Linked DNA regions of Mus musculus: region 2 is linked to region 1. Evidence: chromatin loops called from intact Hi-C (ENCODE). Cell type or tissue: left cerebral cortex. All regions are shown on one strand. Links, peaks and the distances in the headings refer to the core of each region. The heading gives the core; the rest is flanking DNA.

Region 1 (2,913 bases), core at 242-2,741:
TGGATGGCAAATCTAAGCACCAGGAACAGGACAAACCCTAGCTATTAGTTGTGAAGGCCTCCAGCATGGATCTTGCAACTTTGGCTAAACGCTTAGCTGGTCCCTACCCTTTCTGTAAGTCTGTACACTACATCTGGGGAGGACTCATCCACTCTGGCTGCAGAAGGAAGCCCCCTGCCTTGGGTAAAGTCCTAGAGAACATGTGTACACTCCCCTTTCTTGGGGAACAATCTGCTTAGCAACTTGAGTGTGTGCAAATGCACATAAGACTTTTGCGCGTGGCAGGTGTAGGACACAATTCTAAGCATGCTTTTGCCGAGGCCCATTCTTTGGGTAGACGTTTGGTGTTGATCACTAGTATTCTCCAGGCCCCCTTTGCCCTCTTGGATACTTGTCCCAAGATACAGCAGTGTGAAGATCTGACTGTGCACAGCCTGCGTGCTGAAAATCTGTGAGGCACTCTTCAGCAGTCGTGTTCCTGGAAAAGCCTTTAGTTTTTTGTAAAAATATGTAATCAAAGACCTCAGATTATCTGAGTGTGGTTGCTCATACCTGTAGTTCCAGCATTGGGGAGGCTACATACTGACTTCTGGGTAAGCCTGGGCTACAGACCAAGATCCTATGCCAAAACCCCAAACAAGCTAGATTTTCATTAAACACTTCAAAAACTGTGTTAGCTGGAGTGTTTGGGAGGAAGTTGCCAGGGTGTCTGAAGTACTCTTGTCAAGCAGACCAATCCTTTGCAGTGTGAATTGTGACTCCACCCACCCACCCACCCATCCACCCACGCACCTATCTGTTCATCCATGTACTCGCCCACCCATCACCTAAGTCAAGAATTGAGGCATTAACACAAACCTTTACTGAAACGCCTACTCACTGGCCAAGTGTGCACTGAGTTCTCAAAAGATAAATAAGGCAACTCCTCGTCTCATACAGCAGCATCCTGAAGCTCCAGCAACTGCGGTCAGGCTCCACATGAAAAGAAAAGGCTGCAAGGAGAAAACTAAAACCTGCCTTAAAGGGAGACAGAAAGCCAGAAGAGTGAAAAGCAGGAGAGAACTCTTCCAAAGGTGGCTAGACCTGCGGGAATCTGCAGGAGACGTCCCTTGGTTTCTCTCATAACTCAGTTTTTTTGTTTTTTGTTTTTTTTAAGTGCTGTTTTCTAAGGGTGGTAGGGAATATTAGGGCCTAGGCTTTTAAATTCTTAGCATAGATTCTGTGTTTTCTTCAGGTACTTCTGTAGGCTCGAGGATGCCCCATAGAGGGCGCTGTTTGCCTGGCTTTTAAGGCAGCACGGTGCTGGCAAGTGGAGGGAACAAGACTTTCTGGAGAACAAGTAAATTGCTATCCAGGCACCCGAGCTTTTTCGAACCAGAAAGGAAAGCTCAAGTCAGTGCTTCCTGATGTTGACGTCCAGCTGGAGATGCTGACACCCAGTAAAGAGACCCTTTCCTCTAGTGAATACACACACACACACACACACACACACACACACACACATGCTCACATTAGGAAAGATACATGCTGGATCGGCCCAAGTAAGCTGCCTCTTAACTCTTCTTGGGTCCACACTTCTGGGTCTAGTCCTAGAACTGAGATCGGCCAGAAGCCGTGGACCGAATGTCTTTCACGCCTGTCTTCCTGGGACAGATATGTCTTTCAGGTCTACGGACTCATAGATGGGTTTGTTGCGGGTTTTGGTTTTGGTGTGTTTGTTTGTTTGTTTTTGTTTTGTTTTGAGACACAGTGATTGAACACACGGCCTCTCTGGGTAGGCAGAGAGTAAGGTAGCACTGACTCACAACGACCACCTTTCCGAGAAGTGGAAAGTGTTTCCTCTTTCCCTAATTTAAAAGAGTCCTTGTACATCAGAACTTTAGCAAGCGTGCACACGTCTGCAGCTTCTCCCTCACCAGACCCGCACATACCCTTGGGAGCCTCCTCAGCCTAGTGGGCCGCCAGGTTTGCTGTGCGCAAGCAGTGAGCTCCGAACCGATGTCGTCTATTCAAGAAGAACGATTTCTGCTTTGGGTGGGTGGGTGGGGGTGGCCGCTGCTTGTCCCACACTGTTTGGGCGTCTTAGGTACAGCCTCCTCTCTGGACACCTTTTCTCTATAAAATCTGAGCGTATTACCAACCCTGCTTGAGCCTCGGAGCTGTGATTGGCTCCAACTCGGATTTTAGATGATGCGCCCCTGTGCATTCCAGTAAAGCCTTATACGAAATCAAAGGAATAATAGTAACCATTTATAGAAGCGCTACTTACAAGGCAATAGTAGGGTTCGTTACCGAGGGTGGATGTCAAAACTTTAAATACGACCTTCAAGACTTGGTAGAGGCGGTTCTGGTGCCTTAGGTCTGAAAAATAAAATAAACCTACTTCTCATTTGGGGACCCAAAACTGTCCAGGCTGCGCTAGGTAAGCAAGAGGAGCTTGAATTAGGCAAGACTCAACCGAAAGATAAAGAACGGGCTGAGGCGGAGGAAGTTCAGGTGTGAAGGGATTTTCATCCAGGCTGAGAACAAATTGTCATCTTTCTCGGGCCAAGGAACTATCACCAGGGGAAAGGACCCCATGGAAATCTAGAATTGAACTGATTGTCTCTCCGGCTTCCTGCTTGACCCAGGGAGCTGTTAAGGTCGAATGAGTCCAGCTATTCCTCAGAGGCCCGCCGAGATTCTCCAGGGACTTGGAGGCCCTTGGGACATGCTGCAGGTGTCGTTGCCAGGGTCACAAACGAGAAAGGTACTCTTCTGCGCCTTCGGTTCTTGGCGCCTATATTAAAGCATTAGGCAGTTCCAAATGCCACCCTTTGGGGGGAAAGTGCTGTGTTCAGATCGCAGGCTTAAAGTTGATCTTTGAGCCGCGGACACAGTCACCAAGAAAAGAGCGGTGTCCTTCGGAGTACA
Region 2 (2,913 bases), core at 101-2,600, 110 kb after region 1:
CAAGCCAGTCACTGGACAGCTCTCCTTTGGGTTGATTGCCATCGCCTCATCCCTCCATGTCACATGCCACTGTCTCATCTGCAAGAGAGTGTGACTGAATGAGAGACTTTGAGGTCTCAAGAGTGAGTTGCCTCTTGTCACCCAGGTAGGCTTGAAATGCAGCTGGTGCCTGCTCTCAGAAGAGGGAAAGAACACAGGGAGCGAAGGCCATAGGAAGATGAGGCAGAGGGATTGGATAGTGTGGTGGTGTGGGTGGAGGGAAATGGAGTCCCCCCCCCCCTTCAGCCCCGAGAATATGAACACCCATTCCAGATATAGCTGTAGGCACTGCTATGACTTTTATCTGGATTCATGTCCTCAAAGACCCTGTGCCTTAGGTAGATAGCTAGTTCTCACATTTTCTCATGGAGAAACGGCAGTATGTAGCAGTGAAAACACCTGCCCTGGGTCACACTGTTAAGGACTGACTTTCCCAACTCTCTGACTGGTGCTATCCCTGCTATAACCACCGCCACATGGCTTTGCTGCCTCCATGCTTCCTCCACCGCACAGACACCCATCCAGCCTTTGCAGCTGTACAAGACTATCCTCTGAGCCGAAGGACCGCCGCCTTCCTGAGCTCAGCTGTACCTGCTTGAAAATGGTCACCTCAGCTGGATCTGTTGACTGTTGACATTATTACCTCATGGAAGGGGAGGTAGGGAGGATCTCGGGACTTTCCCTTGGTATTCAGATGTCCCATATCATTTATATAAGCCTTCCCTAATAGCATTTGGCTTCAGGTAACTATGATTATGAAGGTTGAAACTAATGATTCTCAACCTGTGGGTCAAGACCCCTTTAGGAGGTGCCTATCAAGTATCCTGCATATCAGATACTTACATTGCAATTCATAATGGTAGCAAAATTACAGTTATAAAGTAGCAACAAAAATAATTTTATGGCATGGCAGGGGGTCACCCACAACATGAGGAACTGTATTAAAGGGTCACCGCATTAAGAAGATTGGGAACCATTAGTAGACTTCAGTCCCTAGACCTTAAATACGTCTATGCCTTACATATATCTTTTATACTCTTGTCTCTAGAGTATATAATTCAGGAAGACTAGGAGCAGGGCGTGACTATGGGAGAGCCATTCCTGCTGGGCAAAGACTTTCTAGGTGTGGCCTTTGGGGGAGCACCCACACCCCTGTAAGTAGCTCCTCATCTGTGTACTGTAAGAAAGTCCAATAAACTCACTGGTGTCACAGGGTGAACTCTGGTGGCACTGACTGGGGTAGAGTGTTGGGACCTGGGTGGAGGGGGCTAGAGATTGTTTTTGTCTTCCCAGGGAAGGAATTTTAACAGCATCAGTTCAAACACAGTCATGCCTCAGATGTAAAACAGAAATATACTCCACTTCACTGCTGTGACACAATTCCTGAGGGAAGCCACAAAAACAAGGATTTATTTTGGCTCAGTGTCTAAGGAAGAGTACAGTTCCCTGTGGGAAGGGGTGGTGGTAAGAGCAGGAGGCTGAGAGTCACGTGACACCTGCAGTCAGGAAACATGGAGAGAGATGACAGCTCACGTCCAGCTGGCTCTCTTTCTCCCTTCCCCCTTTTTATTTAGTTGGAGTCTGCATCCCAACACTGCATGACTTATCCGCAAACTTATTCAATGTCTTTTTGAATAGGAATTGAACTGGCTGGATTGAATGTATTTGTTAAATCTGGAAACCCAATGACTTTTTTTCCCCTCCACAAAAATGACAACTTGGGTACACAGACTATTGGCTTGGAGGAGTCTCCTGGGGGGGGGGGTTCACTGGAACCTGGGATCTGGCTGTTTTGTTCCTCTATTGTTGGGACCCTGAAAACATCTTCCACTGCCCCTGTCTATCCCTAGTTTCTCCTCTGTTCTGGTGTGCTTTCTGTCTCAGTCCTTCCTGGTCCCTTTTTAACCTCAGAGGTGAGTAAGCAGATATCTGGCCAGCCTGGCTTTTTGATGTTGCATAGACAAAATCACCCATTGGCTCTGTTGTGTCATTCCCTGTTCAGATTCTTGTTTGGGCTTCACGTAGTCTCAGTCCAAATGCCTCTGACCCACCCTTTCCGTCCCAATTCCCAGCCCTTGTAAGGAACAGACTTCTTGTAACACAGTCCGGTTCCCCCAGCTGGGTCCCCAAAGGGCATTTTTGAAGCCCTTTTAATTTCCAACCCATTAAAAAAATAAATCTTCTGAGGGCTCACTTCCTACACAGCAGCATGCTTTTCGGCTCGACAGCTGTCAAACTGAAAAACATTCCAGGAATTCTCCAAGTAATTTAAAAGTTGCTGGGACTGAAATGCGGGCAAGCCTGCTTGGTGGAGAGGGTGTCATTTGTACCTGGGCCATTCGATTCACTGAATTTTTTTTTCCTTAGGGAATTACTTTCATAAGGGGAATGAGAGAGAGAGTGCATTTTACTCAAGTCTGAAATTCAAGTTCCGATCTAGTTCGTGACTCTCCTAAGCGGTTCTTTGGTTCACTGGGCCTGGGGGACAGGCCATCTCTTAGTGATCACTTGTTCTTTGACCGTCAGTACTTTTTCTTGTGAGTAAAAGGTCCACTTGGGTGGCTATGTTCTGTGACATTGGCATATGTATATGTATGTATATATATGTGTACATATATATATATGCACACCCACACATGCGGACACACACATGTACACACATGCACATATACACATACACGCACTGATCCTTTTAGGATTTCAACCTTCTGCTCACATATGAGTTTCTTTCGCCTCAGAGATTCAAACACTCCAGGCACCGTTTGTTTTGAGAAAACACAGTATTGTGAAGTCCTGTCATGATTCATTGGAGATTTGGAACCACAGCCTGCTAACACCTTGGCAAGTACAAGGCTGTTCACTCTTAAATTCCTT

Evidence for each region. Hi-C counts contacts between places; a loop is a spot of excess contacts. Peaks named below come from ENCODE experiments on the same cell type or tissue, not always from the same donor. Only the 100,000 strongest peaks of a DNase experiment are listed, where the experiment ranks them.
Region 2: it touches region 1 in a loop (1.8-fold over the local background); 2 of 42 quality-filtered maps call a loop at or near these places.

What each region holds. Positions count from the first base shown.
Region 1 is chr7:131,538,878-131,541,790 of GRCm38, forward strand. It overlaps a transcript of Hmx3 not described here. Among named protein-coding and RNA genes, the nearest start is that of Hmx3, 2.6 kb to the right of the region's middle. In left cerebral cortex, for the core only: a CTCF peak has its summit at 1,265; DNase peaks (open chromatin) are centred at 1,281, 2,434 and 2,681.
Region 2 is chr7:131,646,264-131,649,176 of GRCm38, forward strand. No RefSeq gene overlaps it. Among named protein-coding and RNA genes, the nearest start is that of Bub3, 87 kb to the left of the region's middle. In left cerebral cortex, for the core only: no CTCF peak of the experiment used is centred there; a DNase peak (open chromatin) is centred at 1,505.